Linked DNA regions of Homo sapiens: region 2 is linked to region 1. Evidence: chromatin loops called from intact Hi-C (ENCODE). Cell type or tissue: endothelial cell of umbilical vein. All regions are shown on one strand. Each heading gives the region's core, and the rest is flanking DNA. Links, peaks and the distances in the headings are about the cores only. Region 1 overlaps RAB27A (RAB27A, member RAS oncogene family). Region 2 overlaps RAB27A (RAB27A, member RAS oncogene family).

Region 1 (10,036 bases), core at 1-8,000:
CTAGCTAGTTATTAGGTCTTCAAGGATGGTGAACAATATGTATGTAACTCTCTTTTCATACAACCCGTAGACATACAGGTTAACATTAGGTGTTAAACTGAATATTGTTGTCACTTTTTAAATGGATAATTAATGTTTTCTAATGGATTTTAATTAAAAAATTTTGTGTGTATTTTACAGGTGAACTACTGAGTTCTTCATTATGTCTGATGGAGATTATGATTACCTCATCAAGTTTTTAGCTTTGGGAGACTCTGGTGTAGGGAAGACCAGTGTACTTTACCAATATACAGATGGTAAATTTAACTCCAAATTTATCACAACAGTGGGCATTGATTTCAGGGAAAAAAGAGTGGTAAGTTCTATATCCTTCTATGTAAAAATGTAATCGTTAAGTCAACATTTGCTGGTCTGTTTAGTTTACTTTGTAGGAATTAGGAGGACAAAGGTTGGGATCTGAAATTAAAGGTACATATGAAAGTGAGTTATGTTCAATCCAGGCAACATGATTGAAAAGGCTGTGCTGACAGCACTTCATATAAAACCAGGCAGACAAAGTGGAAGTGGACAGTTCTTTAAAATGTCACCTTGGTACTCTTTTGGCTTGTATCTTCCCTCTGAACTCCGAAAGTTATTTGTCTACCTTTGTCTTGAAGCCTGCCAACCACCTTGCCCCTCATACTCTTGTTTTATGGGCTGTGTCTTCCACCTTTGGTATCTTATTATTTTTAATGGCATTTCTCCTAATAAAGTCTCAGCAGTTCCACATGGAACACTAACTGGCAGAACTTATCACTGCTGCCAGGAGGGTGAGGTTGGAGTAGGAGTGGGGAATGCCAGTAGTGAATGTGATGTTCTGCAGAATGTTGAAGGGAGAAACTTTTATTTATTTATTTTTTAAGGACTTTGAGACTGAAAGTTATTCTAGTGTTGGAGGGGAAGGCAGAAGGTCATGGTGTCACAGTTGCAGATGAGGAAAGATGGCTTTCTCCTTAGACTACATTTCTTGTTGAAAAATCCATTGTTGGCCTGAAGCAGGTAAACCAGTTGTCAGGAAATTAATGACAAAGGTCCTTTAATGGATCATATTCTGTCAGGGGGAAAGGTCCCTGGCTTTTAAGACAGAAGAACATTCCCTTTTGCCCATTCTAGTATTTTATTCTACTACCAGAGAGGCTTATAGAGATTAAGACCCACTGAATAACAGTAGGGCCCTAATGAAATTTTTAGTATTGACGTGTAGTTGATAGAATCTACATATATGTATGTGATTATTTTTGTTGGTTACTTATTGTATAACTTAAAAAATAGATTTGTTGAGATATAATTCACAAAAAAAGGAAATCCATCCATCTAAAGTATAAAATTCGGTGGTTTTTAATATATTCGGAGTTGTGTGGCCATCACAGCCATTCAATTTTAGAATAGTTTCATCACTTTAAAAAGAAACCTCATACCTATTAGCAGGCATTCCTCTTTCTACCTCCCCTTAGCCACCATGAATTTTCTATCAATGGCTTCTGCACACACCATATAAATGGAATAATATATGGCCTTTTGTGTCTGGCTTCTTACATTCAGCCTGATGTTTTCAAGGATCTTCCATGTTGTAGCATGTATCAGGACTTCATTACTTATTATAGCTACATAATATTCTATTGTATTGATACACCATTTTGTTTATCCATTTGTCTGTTGATAGATACTGTTGTTTCTTTTTCTATTTTCTAGTGCATCATTTTAATTCCCTTTTTTGTTATATGTTTTTGAGTTCTTTTTTAAAAATTCCCTTGGGGATTACAATTATCTTAATTTTTCACAATCTAATTTTGATTAATAGCAACTTAATTTTAATACTGTGTAAAACTTTGCTCTTATGTGGCTCTGTTTTCTCCCATATTTTTGTGCCATTATTGCTATACGAATGACATCTTTCTACATTGTGTGCCATCATCAATACAGCTTTACAATTATTGCTGTATGCAGTTAATTTTTTTTTCTTTTTTCTTTTTGAGACAGGGTCTCTCTCTGTTGCTCAGACTGGAGTGCAGTGGTGAGATCTCAGCTCACCGCAACCTCTGTCTCCCAGGTTCAAGTGATTCTCCTGCCTCAGTCTCCCAAGTAGCTAGGATTACAGGCACCCGCCACCACACCCGGCTAATTGTTTATATTTTTAGTAGTAATGGGGTTTTGCCATGTTGGCCAGGCTGGTCTCGAACTCCTGGCCTCAAGTGATCCACCCATCTTAGCCTCCCAAAGTGCTGAGGGATTACAGGCATGAGCTATCACTCCCAGCCTGCAGTTAAATTTTAATCTAGTGGAGGAAAAGGGCTACAAAGAAAAACCACGTTTATACTGTTTTTTATATTTACTATGCAGTTACATTTTTACTGGTGCTTATTATTTCTTTGTGTGGATTTAAGTTACTGTCTAGTTTCCTTTCAGCTTAGTCTTGAGAGTTGTCTGTAGTATTTCTTGTAGGATAGGTCTGCTAGAGATGACTTTTCTCAGTTTTGTCTTAATTTATCCTTTAATTTTAGAGGACCGCTATGTTACTGATTTTTAAGTTCTTTGAATATATTTATAATTCCTGATGTAAAGTCTTTGTCTAATAAGTTTAACATCTGGGCCTCCTCAGGAATAATTTCTATTCGTTGTTTTTTTCCTGCGCATGAGCCATACTTTCCTGTTTCTTTGTGTGTCTTATACGTTTTGCTGAAAACTGGACATTTAAAATAATGTGTCTATTCTAGAAACTCAGATTCTTTCCCCTACCTGGGTTTCTTGTTTTTACTGCATATTTATTTATTTTTGTCGTTGCTGTTTGTTTAATTATGTTTCTGGGATAATTCTGCAAAATCTGTATTCTTTGTATGCAGCTACTGAAGTCTCTGCTCAGTCAACTTAGTGGACAGCTAATGAGTGGAGAGAGTTTATTAAATTCCTTGAACTAATAAGTCTCTTAGCTTTTTCTGAGAGTCTCTGTGTGTTTGTTGGGGTATGTGTTTAATACTACTGCAGGCAGTTTACAACTCTGCCTTAGCTTTTATTTTCTGCCTGAGAAGAACCTCAAAGTCAGTCAGAAGTGAGAGATTAGGACCTTTTTAGATCTTTCCTGGGCATTTGTAGAGCCCTGCCCATGAACATGGCCTTTTAGGTTCCAAGGAATATTTGGGAGCATTATAGAAATCTCATTTCCTATTTTTTTCTTTAAATTTTTTTTTTGTTGTTGTTGTTAGACTTTTGTTAGCCCTAACTGGTATTGCTACCTCTGGTAGCTGTGATGTTAAATAATTACTGCTGATAGTTTTCAACAAATGCCCTTGGGATAGGGCTGTTCTCAAAGAGCAAGCTTTGAGTGAGGTCAAAGAAAGACAAAGCTGGGGCATGGAGCTTTCCAAGGGGCTTCCTGACAATTTTTCTCAGTATGGGACTTTTAGGGAGCTCCAAACCTGTTGTTCCTCTGCTGTCCACAGTGGTGGCTAGGCTGATGTTTTCACAACAACCACATTTGTGCACATGGTTTTTAAGTCTTCTAAAAGCTTGAGTGAGGGGGATGGGAATAGGGCAAGGTAAAAAACACCTCAAAGCTTACTGTTTTTACTGATATTCGGCTGTTTTTCTTGAATAAATGCTCCTTGGAATGTTGCAAGTCTTTGTTAATTCCTAGAGTACTGAAAAAGTTGATTTGGACAATTTTTACCACTGTTTTTGTTGCTATTGTGGAGGAAGAAATTTTTGATGGTCCGTTCTCTGCTGTTCTAGGAGTGTTGTCTATAAAATTCTTTTAAGAGCACTTTTAAAATTTGGGATGGGACAAGGGAAAATTGTTCTACCAAAAATACATCTGCACTCAAATGTTTATTGCAGCACTATTCACAATAGCAAAGTCATGGAACTAACCCTAGGTGCTTATCAGTGGTGGATTGGATAGAGAAAATGTGGTACATATACATCATAGAATACTATGCAGCCATAAAAAAGTGAAATTATGTCTTTTGCAGCAACATGGATAGAGCTGGGGACCATTATCCTCAGTGAATTAATGCAGAAACAGAAAATCAAATGCCACATGCATTCTCACTTATAAGTGGGAACTAAACAATGGGTACGCATGGACATAAAGACAGAAACAGTAGACACTAGGGACTCCAAAAGGGGGAAGGGAGTGGGAGAGGGGCTGAAAAACTACTTATTGGGTACTACATTCACTGTTTGGGTGATGAATTCAATAGATGCTCAAACCCCAGCATTATGCAATCTATCTACGTAACAAGCCTGCACATGTACCCCCTGGTTAAACAAACAAAAAAGATGAGATTGGGAAAAGCCATAGAAAAGTAATATTTCCTGAAACTAGTGACCCAAGAGAACTTTGAGGAAAGGTAAACTAATTATTATATTTTATACAAGTTGTTTTGTATTCATATTTTACAATATATTTATAAGATATATATGTATATATTTCAATATAACTTATTACATTACCTGGATATAATTATTTGACATAAATACAAACATGGTTGTATTCCAGATGGCATTCTCTTTGGAATTTTAGATGCCTTTGGGATTTGTACTGAACAAAAAGGTGAGAAGGTTCGCTGGTGTTAGAAGTTCTCTTTTGTTTTCTCTTTCACTTTGCTGTTTTAGGTGTACAGAGCCAGTGGGCCGGATGGAGCCACTGGCAGAGGCCAGAGAATCCACCTGCAGTTATGGGACACAGCAGGGCAGGAGAGGTATGAGATCTTCAGTTATGTGCTCCTTACTGAAGGAAAGGGAAAAATAGTTACATTCTTCAAACAGTGACCTGAGCAGGAAAAAGCCAGCCAATTCGTTGGTTTGCACTTGAATGCTGCCAAATTAGCAGGAAATTTGTCAAGTCTGAGATGAGAATGGTGGCCTTATTTCATACAAGGTCAAGGGAGAGGTTATGACTCTTACTTGTGGACTTTTTTCTTTTCCTTCTTTTAATTTTTTTTTGCTTAGATACTTTGCTCCATTTCCTTTTGCTATTTACTCAACCACAAGAAAGTGGCCAAGTTACATGCATTATTCTTACCTGACTGTTGAAATCTAGTGGGATATCTGGTTGGAATTAATTCATGTGACCAGGGGTTACTTGACCAAAATAAGCCACATGAAATCTTGATATAAAGTTGCTTTCAGTTAGCTAGAACTTCTGTTTTCTTTCACAGCCACCTTGAAGGATTTTGTTTTTTAACTTTTTATTATGGAAAACTTCAAGGATATTCAAAAGTGGAAGGATTATATGATAAACCTATGTACCCATTACTCAGCTTCAACAATTATGAAATTGTGGCCAACAGAATTTCATTTATACCCCTTACCTCTTCTCACCCCACCCCCTTACCATATAATTTAGAAGCAAATTCCAGACACTATATTATTTCATTTTTAATACTTGTGGTAATGTAGCTCTAAAAGATAAGAGCTCTTTTTTGTTTTTTTTTTGGGCGGAGTTTCATTCTTGTTGCCCAGGCTGACGTGATCTCAGCTCACCGCAACCTCTACCTTGCTGGTTCAAGTGATTCTCCTGCCTCAGCCTCCCGATTAGCTGGGATTACAGATGTGCACCACTACACACAGCTAATTTTGTATTTTTAGTAGAGTTGGGGTTTCTCCATGTTGGTCAGGCTGGTCTCTAACTCCTGACTTCAGGTGATCTGCCTGCCTTGACCTCCCAAAGTGCTGGGATTACAGGTGTGAGCCATGGCCCCTGGCCAAGAACTCTTTTTAATAAAAACATTGATTAAAAGTATTTGAGAAAAACCTAATATTGCTGATTAGATGACAAATTCATACCAATATTTTCTTCCCTGGAGCCTGCCTGTCAGTTACAGGTTTTACATATAGGCAAAGACGAGAGGAAACTGACTGGTGATAGGGTGGGGTTGGGGGTGGGGAGAGAGAGAGAGAAGACAGGGAAGACAGAAGGATAAAGCCTTGGAAGGCAGAGTACCAAGACAGAATAAGGTCTGAGTCAAGAGATTCTTACCTTCAAGCCAAACAAATGGCTATCAGAGATAAGAGATCTCTGCATATTCTGAAATTAAAAGATCATGGAACACATTGTAATGTCAAGTCAAGCTTTCACAATAGGAAAACATACACTATATTGCTTTTGGCCAAATTAACTCATAATTGTACATAAATTCTTGGGTGAGACTAAGATCACAAGCTGGTTCTTGTCATCCCTCTCCAGCAGCCTCGGTTTTCAAATCACATGGTCTGTTAACACTTAAACTGATATAAGTGATAAATAACTATCCTATATACTTTTGAAATATCACCATGTAGCTTGTTATTGGTAAACTTTTGTAAGAGGCTGAAGGCATTGCTTGTAGTTTTATATTTCAGGAGTGGGGCCGTGGTTTAACTGACCATTCTGCTTTTATGTTCCTAGGTTTCGTAGCTTAACGACAGCGTTCTTCAGAGATGCTATGGGTTTTCTTCTACTTTTTGATCTGACAAATGAGCAAAGTTTCCTCAATGTCAGAAACTGGATAAGTAAGTGTTATTGTTCCCCAGTGTCCTGCTACACAGTCCCCTCTTATTTATAGAATGCCCTCTTATGCTCTACTTCTGTGACAAATCGTTTTGGAGGAGATCTTAGTGCAAATACTATTTTAAGGAGCAAGGTTTTTAGTTTAGGGACAAAGATAATTGAAATACTCTGCTTCTCCCTGGTACTGATAACTTTGATTTGTTGAGTACTTCCTGTGCTCCAGGTGCAAGGCAGCACTTTATGTGTGCTCTCCTCTTCAGTCTATCCCACAGAAGAGACTCTTATTCCCATTTCGTAGATGAGGAAGTAGAAGCCTAGAGAAGTTAAATCTCTAAGTATCTGCTTGTCTATTGTATGCTATCAATTCTTCTATCATCTCTGGACATTAAATGGGTATTACATAGATGCAGATAGCTTTTAAAGACTTAATGGATCATACCCCTGGCTTCATGTCTTTTCTGTGCTTAGAGTCCCCTTCTAGCTTTTAGGGTTAGAGCATCTTTCAGGAGGATTCTGCCATGGAAAACTCTACAACTGCATTGGTAAAAGTGGTCACCAGTGCAATATATGTCAACCTTTATTTTGGAGAGATTTTAACCTCCTAAATGATTGGTTCATAGCCATTTCGAATTCTGCCACTTGACTGCATAACAGCTTTCAAATGTATATTTTCCCTGTTTGGTCATGTTAGTGTAACCCTAGAGAATCTATTAGGGAAGGCTGTAATATTAAATTCTTAACATCTAAATCTTTAAAACACTGATTTAAAAAGATCTGCTACTTAAACATTACTGTTTTGGGATTATGAAAGGGTAATTGGCTGTAGTTTTGATAGTAGAAAAGCTTAGATTAAAAATGAGTTTAAAAATAATTTAGTGCACTGTGGTTTTCACATACTTTGTATCTGATCCTCACAATCACCCTGGGCAAAGATTCGGGTCAGTGTTGTGTCCTTATTTCAGGAGAAGGACATTGAGCCTTAAAAAGTAATAGACTTATCCAAGGATATGAAGCTTTGGCTTTCCTTTTTAATGGCCTTTTTTTTGCCCGTTCTCAAGTCAGTTGGCCACTAAGAGTTGAAGAGCTATTAATTACTTTAAATATGAGTTCCCCAAATATAGTAATGCTTACTGGGGCTTCACTTCGCTAGATGCCTGGCTAAGTTGCCTCATTATTTCCCTTGTAGCTGAATGACAGTGGCTGTTTATGGTCTCTTACTCTCAGCCCGTGTTCATCATCCCTCCTTTGCATCATCAGAACAAGTTCTGGGGCTTTTTAAAATCAACTATTTTATAAGGATCACTAGAGAGTGCGCATAGAATCTTAGCATCAAAAAATAACGCACCTGTTTTTCATAGGTAGACACTAAAACTCTGAGACATTAGATAAATATTGCCTATCCTGGCTAACTAGTTGGATAAAGAACAAAATTATGTGAAAATATGTATACATATGTATGTATTTTGTTTTGTTTTCCTTAGAGAGTAAAAGAATCCTTATTGCTCAGTTAGGTAAAGAACACTTATACGTATTGAAGATTTTATATATTTAATAGAAAGTATTCTCCACCCCCTACCATTTAAACAAAAAGGTGTAATGTTCAGTGTCAGAAGTGGTAATATCAAATCTTAATTAGGAATAAACATTTGTTAATTATCTGTACTTTTATTTTTTTCTTCTTCCTGTCAGCCTTTTGAGTATTACAATGATCATTCATTTCTTATCTTTTTTTTTTTTTTTTGAGATGGAGTTTCTACTCTTGTTGCCCTTGCTGGAGTGCAATGGTGCAGTCTCGGCTCACTGCAACCTCTGCCTCCTGGGTTCAAGCAATTCTCCTGCCTCAGCCTCCCGAGTAGCTGGGATTACAGGCGCACACCAACACCCCCAGCTAATTTTTGTATTTTTGTAGAGATGGGGTTTCACCCATCTCCCGGGGTTTCATCCAACTCCTGACCTCAGGTGATCCACGCGCCTCAGCCTCCCAAAGTGCTGGGATTACAGGCGTGAGCCACAGTGCCCGGCCCATTTCTTATTTTTTAATAAAAATAATAGCTTAATACACACAAATACACACTCACACACACACACACACACACACACAAATACATAAAAATCAGTGGTGAGTGCCAGAACACAGTGTTGCATTAAAGAAGTAGCTGACTCGTGGGCCCTGATTGGCCTGGGAGAGGAGAGCAGGTCTATATACCCTCCCCTTTCCCTTTGCTCCTTGCAGACCCCTCCCTCTCACTCAATCTCTCCATGCCCTCTTGAGAAGGGTGATAAAAGTCTAAAGTAAGCCCCACTCAGATGAGGAGACAGAACAGAGGCTGAGTCCTCTGGGCCTGGATTGAAATCTGAAAGGAATTTGGTAGTGTGGTAGTCACTGTCCTGTCTTCCTGGAGTTCAGAGGAGTAAGCACGTCATGCCCAGAGTCACTCTTCATCCAGTGCTAGTGTGTTTCCTAAGGAAACTTTAAAGTAGCCTACATTTCTAAACTTTCTTCTGTAGAGTCCCATAAGTGGTGCAAAAACCCAACAGTATATATTTTACATATTTTTACTTCTTTATTTTTTATTCCCATTATTCTCTCTGTCTGAAAAACCCTTTCCACACCTGCCCCCATTTTTTAACCAACTGGAGTTCTGCTTATTCTTTAAAACCTAGCAAAGATGGCCTCTGTGAGATTCTCTGTAATAAACTTAGTTGTGTTAGATGTTTTCCCTCCTTTTAACCCCTGTTACATTTTATACTGTGTATAGGGTCCTTATTACATCCATTATCAGACTGTAGTTGTTTATGTAGGTGACTTTTTTCTTAGTGAAGTTTTTAAAATAACTGATTAATTTGCTTTTTAGATAAGCACAATCTTAGTAGAAAAATTAGGAAAAATGAGACAAAAAGAAGAAATCACCAATAATCACACTTCCTAGACTACCCAAAATAAATACTGTTAACCATAATTACTGGTGATACTTACATGCTCTTCTAAATGCTTTAATATATTAACTTAGTAGTTCTCAAATGTGAATGTGCATCTCAGTCACCTGGAGGACTTTTTAAAACACAGATTTCTAGCCCCATTTCCAGCATTCCTGATTCAGTAGAGCTGGAGTGGGACCTGAGACTTGCATGTCAACAAATTCTTAGGTTATGCTAAGGCTGGTGGCTCACAGTCTTTACCTGCAGAATCACTGGATTAATTCATTTTAATCCTTACCTTGACTGTATAAAGTAAGTAGTATCATTATCACCATTTACAGATGGGGAAATTGAGGCAGTCAAATAACTTCATCAGGGTCACACAGCTAGTAAATGGCAGAGCCAGGATTCATCCCTAGGTACACTGGATCCTGAGTCTGTGCTCATAGCATGACACTGGGCATGGACCTATAACACCTTATAAGGCATTAACAGAGCACAGAGCCACTCTGGAGACCAGAAAGATAATGAGGTAACCATGAAGCAAGTCTTGAAGGAAGGTTGTGGTTAAGTATTCAGTGATGTGGGAAC
Region 2 (10,864 bases), core at 2,593-10,592, 51 kb before region 1:
ACTCACTGTTCTTGTTCTTTTTTTTTTTTCGGCCTTAAAAACTTGCTTTAGAGGGAAAATACAATCTGGAAAACAGTTTCTGCAGATGGTTAGAAGTGAAGAAAGGTTAATATAATGCTGAAGGAACTTGACTGAGGATCATTATTTTCTGTATTTTATGTTGGTTTATGTTGTTTTATGTTTTCATTCCTACTTTTTTCTTCCTTCCTTTCTACCATTCTCTCTTCCTCCCTCCCTCCCTTTTTTCTTCCTTCCTTAATTTCTGTGACGTGCCTTGATTTTTAATTTCGTTGAAGTATATTTAATCTATTTTTCCTTTTTTTTCTTTTGAGACAGAGTCTCACTCTGTCGCCCAGGTAGGAATGCGGTGGCATGATCTTGGCTCACAGCAACCTCCGCTTCCTGGGTTGAAGTGATTCTTTTGCTTCAGACTCCAGAGTAGCTGGAATTACAGGTGTGTGCTACCATGCTTGGCTAATTTTTGTATTTTTAGTAGAGGCGGGGTTTTGCTATGTTGGCCAGGCTGGTCTTGAACTCCTGACCTCAAGTGATCAACCTGCGTCAGCCTCCCAAAGTGCTGGGATTATAGGCTTGAGCCACTGCACCGAGCCTATTTTTCCTTTTGTTGTTTGTGCTTTTGATGTCAAAGTTAAGAAAACATTGTCAAATTCAAGATCATGAAGATTTATACTTATGTTTTCTTCTAAAAGTTTTATAGTTTTTAGCTCTTACATTTCATTCTTTGACCCATTTTAAGTTAATTTTTAAATATGGTGTGAGGCAGGGGGTCTGACTTCAACTTTTTGCATGTGGATATCCAGTTCTTTCAGCACCATTTGTTTAAAAGACTGTTCCTCTTTGAATAGTTTTGGCACCTCTGTTGAGATAAATTGACCATGAATGTAAAGGTTTATTTCTGGACTGTCAGTTCTATTCCATTGATCTGTATGTCTGTCCTCAGGCTAGTATCATACTACCTTGATTATTGTAGCTACATAGTGTTTTGAAATCAGGATATGTGAGTCCTCCAACCTTGTTCTTTTTCAAGATTGTTTTGACTATCCAGTCCCTTGAATTTCCATATGAATTTTTTTTTTTTTTCGAGATGGAGTTTTGCTCTTATTTACCAGGCTGGAGTGCAATGGCACGATCTCAGCTCACTGCAACCTCCGCCTCCCTGGTTCAAGTGATTCTCCTGCCTCATCCTCCTGAGTAGCTGGGATTACGGGCATGTGCCACCATGCCTGGCTAATTTTATATTTTTAGTAGAGACAGGGTTTCTCCATGTTGGTCAGGCTGGTCTCGGACTCCCGATCTCAGGTGATCTGTCTGCCTCAGCCTCCCAAAGTGCTGTGATCATAGGCATGAGCCACCATGCCTGGCCTTCCACATGAAATTTAAAGTCAGCTTCTCAATTTCTATTGTTTTGGTTCTAAAATAGATGTAAGGGTTTTAAAGTGAGCAACAATCTCTAGGAGCCAGATTTTTGAGTTTTCTCTCCCAAAGCTGCTTTTCCCCTAGTCTTCTCCATCTTAGTGAATGGCAACTTCACTCTTCCAGATGCTCACACCAAACACCCTGAAATCACTCTTGATTCTTTCTCTTATACCCCACATTAAATTCCTCAGCAGGCCGGGTGCGGTGGCTCACGCCTGTAATCGCAGCACTTTGGGAGGCCGAGACAGGTGGATCACGTGAGGTCAGGAGTTCAAGACCAGGCTGGCCAACATGGTGAAGCCCTGTATCTACTAAAAATACAAAAATTAGCGGGGCGTGGTGGTGGGTGCCTGTAATCACAGCTACTCAGGAGGCTGAGGCAGGAGAATCGCTTGAACCCAGGAGGCGGAGGTTGCAGTGAGCTAAGATCGTGCCATTGCACTCCAGCCTGGGCGACAGAGTGTGAGTCCGTCTCAAAAAAAAAAAAAAAAAAAAAAAAAGAATACATCTAGGATGATAACCATTTCTCACCACTTCTGCTGCTTCCACCAAGTTCTATCATCTCTGTCACCTGGATTACTGCAAAAGCCTTCTGAAGGGCTTCCCTGCTTCCACCCTTACTGCTCCACACTCTATTCTTAACACAGCAGCCAGAGTCTATTATGTCACTCTGCTTGAAACTCTCCAGTGGCTTTTTATCTCAGAAGTGACAGAGTCCTCACCATGGTCTATACAACCCTTGCATGGAGTGCGGCTTCATCTGCTATCACTCTTGCCTTTGCTGACTCTGCTCCAGCCATACCTCAGGACCTTTGCACTTGTTTCCTCTGCCTGGAATGCTCTTCCCCTCAGATGTCTGCATGGCTTTCTTATTTATTTCATTCAGGTGAAAAGTCATTTTTCTGGAGAGGCCTTCTTAGACCACTCCATCTAGAATAGTATCCCTCACCTATCCCATCATTTTCTGCCCCCTTACCTTGCCTTGTTTTCTTTCGAGTATTTATAGAACTGTCATACACAGACCAGCACACACACACAACATTTGTCTTTCACTGGTAGAAGACAAGCTCCAGGATGGCCAGTAATCTGCCTTGTTCACTGTGATGTCCATAGCACATAGAATGGTTTCTGACATATATTAAGCACTCAAAGAGATATGTGTTGAACTAATGAAAAAGGGAACAGAAGACAGAGCAATAGGGATCATTCTGCCATTTCTCCCATCCAAGTACTAACCAGGCCCAACCCTGCTTGGCTTCCAAGATCAGAGGAGATCGGGCACATCCAGGATGGTATGTCTGTAGAGTGTTCTGCTATTTCTTTCCCACTATTCCATCCATTTTTTTCTAAGAGAAGCAATGTCTATAGATACACCAACATCTCCTAAGTCTCTCGTCTTCTGTCCTACTTTCCCAAAAATAATAGTCTTATCTTCCTTAAAAAGGGAAAGGTCAAATAAGTAGAAAGGTGAGGATTTTGGTCCCTCCCACAGTGGCAGACCGGAGCCCTCTGTCTATATCCTGGGCAAACTGGGCAGGGCCATTCAGTGCCTATCTCCAGGGTGTTGGCCTCTTGTGCTAATTTAAGAAGAGTGAAGTTTTTTGGAAATTTGAGAAAATGGAAATTCATTTCTTATTTATTTATTCAATAGAAACGGGGTTTCACCATGTTGGCCAGGCCCCTGAGAAGGGAAATTGTCTTGCCATCGCTAAAACAAGATTGGTTCTTGAAGAGAGTAATTTTTCCCTTCTATAGCCTTCACTTTTTATGCCACTTGCAGATTTTCTTGGACTGTATTTGTTCTTCTGCCTCTTGGTCAGGAAGTTTGAGTTTATGATTTGGTTTCCCTTAAGCTAGGTGCAGACATGAGCCCTGAACTGGAGGCAGAGATAAAGGGTTTGTAATTTACTTATGTTCGTAGGGTAAGGTGTGTGGAGTAGAGAGCATTCAGCTCTGTTTGGACTCTCTGGTTTTGCAGGTACTTGTATGATTGAGGTCTAGTAATACTCATATTTTATTTATTGTCAAGTAAAATTAGATGCCTCTCTTACGAGGAATGCTGAAAGTTTTGTTCCTCCTTTCCTGTTTTTTTTTTTTTTTTGGTTGTTTGTTTTTCGTCTGTATATGTTGCCCTTAAACAGAAGTTTACCATGTAGTGCTTTAGTCAGCCAACCTCCCGTGTGTGGAGTGAGAGTTTTGATTCTAATGTGGGGATGGAGGTGGGGTGCCAGATTTAGCAAACTAAAAAAAAGTTAAATTTGCATTGCAGAAAAACACTAAATAATTGTTTCCTATATCTTATACATTATTTGGGACATACTTTTACTAAAAAATTGTTCTTTATCCAAAATGCACATTTAACTGGATGTCTTGTTTTGTGTCTGGCAGCCCTAGCTGGAGTTTATGTTTATGCATAGGAAATGCATCGATGGTGAAAATGTCCAAAGAATGATTGAGCCATGGCTGATTTTTGGTGATTGTGCATGTATCCAAAAGAGAAGATTTGTAAACCCAAGGAGTATTAGAATTAGAAGGAAGTTAGAGAACATTTCATTTTACTCTAGTCTTTTATAGTTAATGGAATTTACTCCAGAGAGGTTAAGTCACTTTGTCAAAGTCACATAGAGTTAGTGGCAGAGCTGGAAGTGGGACTCTGGAACCAGCAGTTGTTCTGCTGCATAATCCCTTCCCTTAAGAGGTCATGAAGAAGTTGCTTATGTTTTCATGTTGACCTTTAATCACATCTCTAGCCATCCACTCAAGATCACCTCATTATCATACTGTCCTTCAGTCCCCAGATCCAACATGTGGCAGCCAAAGCCATTCTCATGAGACACTTTGACTTTTCTCTGAGAGCCGCATAACTGTTGAAAGCCCCATGTGGTTCTTGTCCCTGCTGTTATGCCAGAAAGCCTGTAATTCAATGTGGTTTTATTTTTTTTTATGGTTTTGTTAACACTTTTGACCCTCTGGAGTATTTATTATAAGGTGCTTTGATTAAGGTGGTCTTACTGAGTATAATTCCACAACAACTAAGTGTTGTCTTATGGAAAGCCTGCTTGCTTTGAGTGGCCTATTCCCACAAAATTCCTCACCCCTTTTTATTTTGGTACAATAAATATGGAAGATATACATATGACAAGGACCAAGGTAGATAGACAGGTGTATGTGACTTGCTCACTAGAGATCTGTTCTTTTTAAACAAGATTTTATTATTTTTTATTGTAATTATTTGTACCTATTTAAAAGAAAGCAGCCTTGAAAATGAACTGCTTTCTCTAACTGCTATTTGAATACCATATTTCAGAACCACTAATCTTGTTTTTTCATAGTTTCATTGGTTAATTCATATAAAGTCTTACCAGCTGCCAGGTCAAAGCATAATAATAAAATTGGTTGCCACGAGACTGAAAAGTCTGTTCATTCTTATTTGCTATAGTTTATCTACCTTGGCCTGATCCCACCACCTGGGAGGCTGGTCAAGTCCTATCAGGGTATGGCTAAATACTAATCTGCTGTGTATTTGTATCGTTAAAAGCAAAGTCAAGGTCTAAATCAGCTAGTTAAACACAATAATATGATACTTTTGTTCTTGCTGTACTAGCCCTAATAAGGGGAGAAATGAAACATACAGAAATAGGTCATGACTTAAATGTTCATTTACAAAACTAAAGAATTTTAAAATATAACCTATGATTGTGGTCAGGATTTCTTTGTTTCTTGCTAAGAAATCATTATGAAAATAGTGATTTTCATAATAAATCGCATCATTTCAAGGAAACAACTCCAAGAATGAGTGAAGAGGTGTAACAGTCCTTGAAAAGATAAGTCATTGTCCTCACAGTCAAATACTGGAGACCTAATGTGGCTTTTCTCATTAGGGACAAGGTCAGCTGTCCCAGGTCCCACGTCTGCCCTAGGCTGTGTATTGAAGTGGGTTGTGTAGTGAAGTGGGTTGTGGTATTTCCTCAGGTGGCGGCTCATTCCTGTGTTCCGGACTTCCTGCTTGAATGTGGAAGAATCAACACAGTCAGGAATCAGTCGGTCGGTTTTTAGTCTCCATATTCCTGATTATTAACTATGTGATATCACACCAGTGTATGTCAGTTGGGGGTGATTTTCTCCCCTGCCCCACCCCACATGGGACATTTAGCAATGCCTGGAGACATTTTTGACTGTCACAGCTGGGGAGTTACTCCTGGCATTTAGTGGGTGGGGGCCAGGGATGCTGCAAAACATTCTCAGTACACAGGAGAGCCCCCAACAAAGGATTATCCTGCCTAAAATGTCAACAGTGCCGACGCTAAGAAACCCTGCATTAGACAACTCATTCAACCTCTTTGGCTTACAGTTTCCCAAGTTACACGTTCTGTCCATCATGTAAAACTAACTAAGCCTAACTACCGCTGTTGTCTTTCTAACCTCTCCCTCACCCCAATTCTAAGTCAGTAAATGTGGGGTAGGGCTCAGGCTGTTTGTTTGTTTATTTATTTATTTATTGTCTCCACACGGGATTCTGATGGGCAGTTGCAGTTGAGACTGAGAACCACTGCCCCCAGGGATCATGCGAAATGGGGTTCTCGTGGAGGTGCCAGGTTGGCCATAGGAGAGGAGTGGACCCTTTGGGAACAGCCTACCAGCAGGAGGAAGTGAGAGGCTGGTCTTCAGTGCCTGTCTATTGTGTGCTTCCACATGAGCGAAAGCCACATGAGCAGGGGACCCCAGAGATCGTGTACCTGAAGGGTTACACAGGGACTTGGGTTCTCAGTCTTTGCACGATAAGCTCGCAGCTGCCAGGAATGTCTACTTCCCAGATTTCCAGCTGACCACCATACCCTGGAAAGGAAATAATAAAACTGGACAGTTTCTTTATTAACACCCTGATTCTAGCTTCACTAGAGCTTCTCTGGGAGGTTGAAAATCTGTAACAAAAAACCTCACCCTGAGTCATCATCCCATTTTGCCACCCAGATAAGGAAACCACATTTGTTACACTTACAGAATTGTGTAATTTAAGAGCTAGTAGGGACCTTGGAAATTGTAGCCCAGGCTCCCCTCCCAGAAATCCAGAGCTGTGCCTCAGGTCACATAGCTAATTGATGGCAGGGATGGTTCCAGAAGCCTGGTCTGATGGTTTCCTGGTGTGTTCTTTTTATGTTCTTATTCTAATACTTCTTGATTGGAACCAGTTGTACTGTGGACAATCCAAAATTCTATGTGTTGTTCAAAAGAAGTGACATCTAGATGGAACTTTGCTAACACCCAGAGTCTCTTCCTTGAACTCCTCTGAAATACATTAGGAGGTGAAACAAGTATATTATGATTTCCCTATGTTAAAGCAGTGCAGAAATATCCAAGTGCCTGCTCTGTGCCAGCTGCTGGTTAAAGGCCTGTACTGCTACTTTTCTGTTCCAATTCTTGCCCCTCCCTGCCATAGCCCATTCTTCACACAAAGCCAGTGATGTCCCAAAAAAGGAACTCACACTCTTGAGGAGCATGAGACAAAATTTTAAAAAATTAAAGGAATTCAATTCATATCCTTCTGCTTAAAATCCCTTAGTTGCTTTCATTGTAATAGGTATAAGATCCAAATATGTACCTGTGGTCTGTAAGGGCCTCTGGTTTCTTTTTTTTTCCTTCTCTTTTCCTTTCCTACCTTCCTTCCTCCCTTCCATTCCCCCTTCCCTTCTCCCTTCCTTCCCTTCCTTTCTCTTCTTCCTTCCCTTCCCTTCTTTCTTGTCTTTGTCACCCAGCTCACTGCAACCTCAACATCCTGGGCTCAAGTGGATCCTCCTGCTTCAGCCTCCTAAGTAACTAGGACCACAGGAGCATGTCACCATGCTGGGCTAATTTTTGTATTTTTAATAGAGATGGGGTTTTACTATGTTGGCCAGGCTGGTCTCGAACTCCTGACCTCAAGTGATCTGCCTGCCTTGGCCTCCCAAAGTGCTGAGATTACAGGCATGAACCACTGTGCCTATCCTGGACTTTATTTTTTAAATGAAACCAGAATGCCAGTTTATTGATATATGAGAAATGGAACTGCTAAGCAGAGTAGATTCCTTTTTTTGAGGACAGTGTATGCTTCCTTTCGGAAGAATAGCCAGGTGAAGCAAATATAAAAGGAGAAGGCTACTTATACTGGCTAAGTATAGACTCAGGACCCAGTGAATTGGAAATCAAAAAGACCCAAGAGCTTTAATGCTGGAGAAAGATTACCATGTTAATGCTTCCTCAAAACTGGCTATACATGAAAATGGCACAGGGAGCTTTTGTTTAAAACATGCTCACAAAAGAGTGTAAATTGATTCAACCATTGTGGAAGACAGTGTGGCGATTCCTCAAGGATCTAGAACTAGAATTACCATTTGACCCAGCAATCCCATTACTGGGTATATGCCCAAAGGATTATAAATCATGCTACTATAGAGACACATGCACACGTATGTTTATTGCAGCACTATTCACAATAGCAAAGACTTGGAACTAACACAAATGTCCATCAATGATAGACTGGATTAAGAAAATGTGGCACATATACACCATGGAATACTATGCAGCCATAAAAAAGGATGAGTTCATGTCCTTTGCAAGGACATGGATGAAGCTGGAAACCATCATTCTCAGCAAACTATCTCAAGGACAGAAAACCAAACACCACATGTTCTGACTCATAGGTGGGAACTGAACAATGAGATCACTTGGATACAGGAAGGGGAACATCACACACCGGGGCCTCTCAGGGGGTGGGGACTGGGGGAGGGATAGCATTAGGAGAAATACCTAATGTAAATTATGAGTTGATGGGTGCAGCAAACCAACATGGCACCTGTATACCTATGTATCAAGCCTGCACATTGTGCACATGTACCCTAGAACTTAAAGTATATATATATATATATATATATAAACCATACCCACAAGAAACAACAACACATTTTTCAGTCTCTCCTTTGGTGATTCTAATTTATTAGGTTTGTGGCTAGGGCTTGGGAATCTATGTTTTATTTTAAATACTGCTCTAGTGATTGTTGGTGGACAACCTGGTTTGGGAACCAGTGTCTAGCTCACCTTTACTCCCAGCCTGAGTAAACTCAGGCTGGAAGAGATCATATGTCTCATGCAGAGTCACACAGCAAGTGAGTGGGAAGATAGAACTCAAATCTCCCTGTCCTCTCTATGCATTGTTCAAACAACATAGTAAGATTCTCAGGGACAGAGGCAGCACAGCCTCGGAAATTGTTGGTTTCTTAGTTTTTTTCTCTATTTACATGAAACTAACCAGTCTAGTGTCAAACAGGAAATATACACAGCATAGTTTTTCTTTTTTTATTGCAAAGTGTCAGATTAGGACCAGTAACATCAGCACCACCTGGGAACATAGAAATGCAGATTTTCAGCCCCACTCCAGACCTACTGAATCTGAAACTCTGGTGGGGCCTAGAGTCTGTGTTTTAAAACCATCTAGGTGACTCTGATGCACCCCGAAGCTTGAGAACCACTGTCTACAAGTACATTTCATGACTCAATCGCTGGTTAAGGCTGCTGACCTCGGCCTTTGTAGTTGATGAGTCATTAACATTGAGGCCTTAACTTTCCTGGCCATCTGCTTTCCTTGGTGATATTTATTCAAAACAGGTGACATTTATTCAAAAACTATTGTTGTAAGTCTTCATTAGAATGCCATACACAAGCGAGGGAATGGACTTTTATTGAGCACCTGCTGTATGTGAGACACTGTGTGTGAGGCTATTACTTATTTCATTTGATTCTCACAACCACCTTGCTAGGTCAGTATTATTATCCCTATTTTACAGATTTGGTATCTGAGGCTAGTAGAAGTTAAATATGATCTTGATGTACAGGCTATTTGCCTAACTGTAGTTGTACATTTTTGCCATCTGTTGTCTCCCTAGAACAGTGGCTTACAAACTTGATTGTGTATAACCAGAAAGCCCCTGGGAAGCTTGATATAAATGCAGATTCCCTAGGCCTCCCTTGCAGAGATCCTAATTCAGAGGCCTGAATGGGACCCAGAATTTTGGATTTTCATCACATATCCTAGGTGATTCTGCTGCCAGTCCTGGATCCATTTTCACCTGCCCTAATTGGTTGACCAGTTGCCCCTCAAGGCTTCTCTGAGGTTCTGTGTTGTCCTGTGTTTTGTGGTCACAGGCCTCGGACACTGGGTGGAGAAGAAATAGAAGAGTATGGGAGGACAGGCCATGGGGGCCTTTATTAAGAGTCTTATCTGCCTGGCTCTTTCTGCTGTCTCTACTGCTTCTTAGAGGGTTCCTAGGCCATATTTTGGCTTTGAGTAACTTGTGATTCTTTCCATTATCTATCCCAAAGTTTGGAACTGTTCTTTTAGCAACTGTGCCCTTTTGTCTGTGGGGTGCATAGATGTGAGCAATTTCCTTCAGGCTGTAATTAATAAATGTGGAGTAGGGAGTTGCTTCAGCTTTTGAGTTCAGAAATGGTATTTCATCCGTTTGGTGATACAAGCCCTTATTTTTCAGGGATAGAATTGACATAATTAGTGAATGACTTGGCTTAGAACTTAGAACTTAGAAATGCAGATTTTTCAGCCCCATGTCAACGTACTGAATTCACTAAATAATTAGAAGACTGGGCCAGGTGCGGTGGCTCACGCCTGTAATCCCAGCACTTTGGGAGGCTGAGGCGGGCAGATCACGAGGTCAGGAGATCGAGACCATCCTGGCTAACATGGTGAAACCCTGTCTCTACTAAAAATACAAAAAATTAGCCAGACGTGGTGGCGGGCGCCTATAGTCCCAGCTACTTGGGAGGCTGAGGCAGGCGAATGGCGTGAACCCAGGAGGTGGAGCTTGCAGTGAGCTGAGATCGTGCCACTGCACTCCAGCCTGGGTGGCAGAGTGAGACTCCCTCTCAAAAAAAAAAAAAAAAAATAATAATGATTAGAAGACTGAATAATCTGGTGCTATTATGAAGGAAAAAAGTGAAATGGAAATTAAAAACAAATTTCAGATATGATGCCTCTTCTTTGTGAGGTGGCAGGCTGATTTCTGTTCACAAGTTTAGAAGCGGCTACTGACATAAATACCCCAGGGCTCCCATAGTGTAAAAGAGTCATTTCTATGAAAATATAGTGGAAACCTGCCAGGCTTTTGTCCAGTAGAGAAATCAGAAATGTTGAACTATTAAATTTCTTTAATATGTTTTAGTCCCTGAAACAAAATGTGTGTTACAAAATGGGAAGGAAATTCACAAAAGCAAACATTGCAGCTTCCTGAAGTCCACTATATATAAAGCAAATTACAGGTTATGTTTCTAAGAATACTTTCTTTTTCTACCTGATACTAGGGTTGATAATAACAATATGCAAGTGAGTATAATAGCTACAGCTACCATATGTGTCAAGAGTTATACAAACATTTTCTCATTT

What was found. A loop is a pair of places that touch in the nucleus more often than their neighbours do. Peaks named below come from ENCODE experiments on the same cell type or tissue, not always from the same donor. Only the 100,000 strongest peaks of a DNase experiment are listed, where the experiment ranks them.
Region 2: a loop joins it to region 1, with 3.0 times the contacts of the local background. A loop is called at or near these places in 32 of 110 quality-filtered maps.

Annotation. Positions count from the first base shown.
Region 1 is chr15:55,225,101-55,235,136 of GRCh38, reverse strand. It overlaps RAB27A (RAB27A, member RAS oncogene family), which reads left to right. Exons shown (of 7, transcript NM_183235.3): 3 at 181-355; 4 at 4,651-4,736; 5 at 6,425-6,528. The coding sequence starts at 203. Among named protein-coding and RNA genes, the nearest start is that of RSL24D1, 33 kb to the right of the region's middle. In endothelial cell of umbilical vein, for the core only: no CTCF peak of the experiment used is centred there; DNase peaks (open chromatin) are centred at 4,926 and 6,106; H3K27ac peaks cover 459 bases.
Region 2 is chr15:55,277,986-55,288,849 of GRCh38, reverse strand. The region is part of intron 1 of RAB27A (RAB27A, member RAS oncogene family); the gene reads left to right. Among named protein-coding and RNA genes, the nearest start is that of RAB27A, 6.4 kb to the left of the region's middle. RefSeq lists an enhancer at 8,865-9,159. In endothelial cell of umbilical vein, for the core only: no CTCF peak of the experiment used is centred there; DNase peaks (open chromatin) are centred at 6,369 and 9,009; H3K27ac peaks cover 2,268 bases.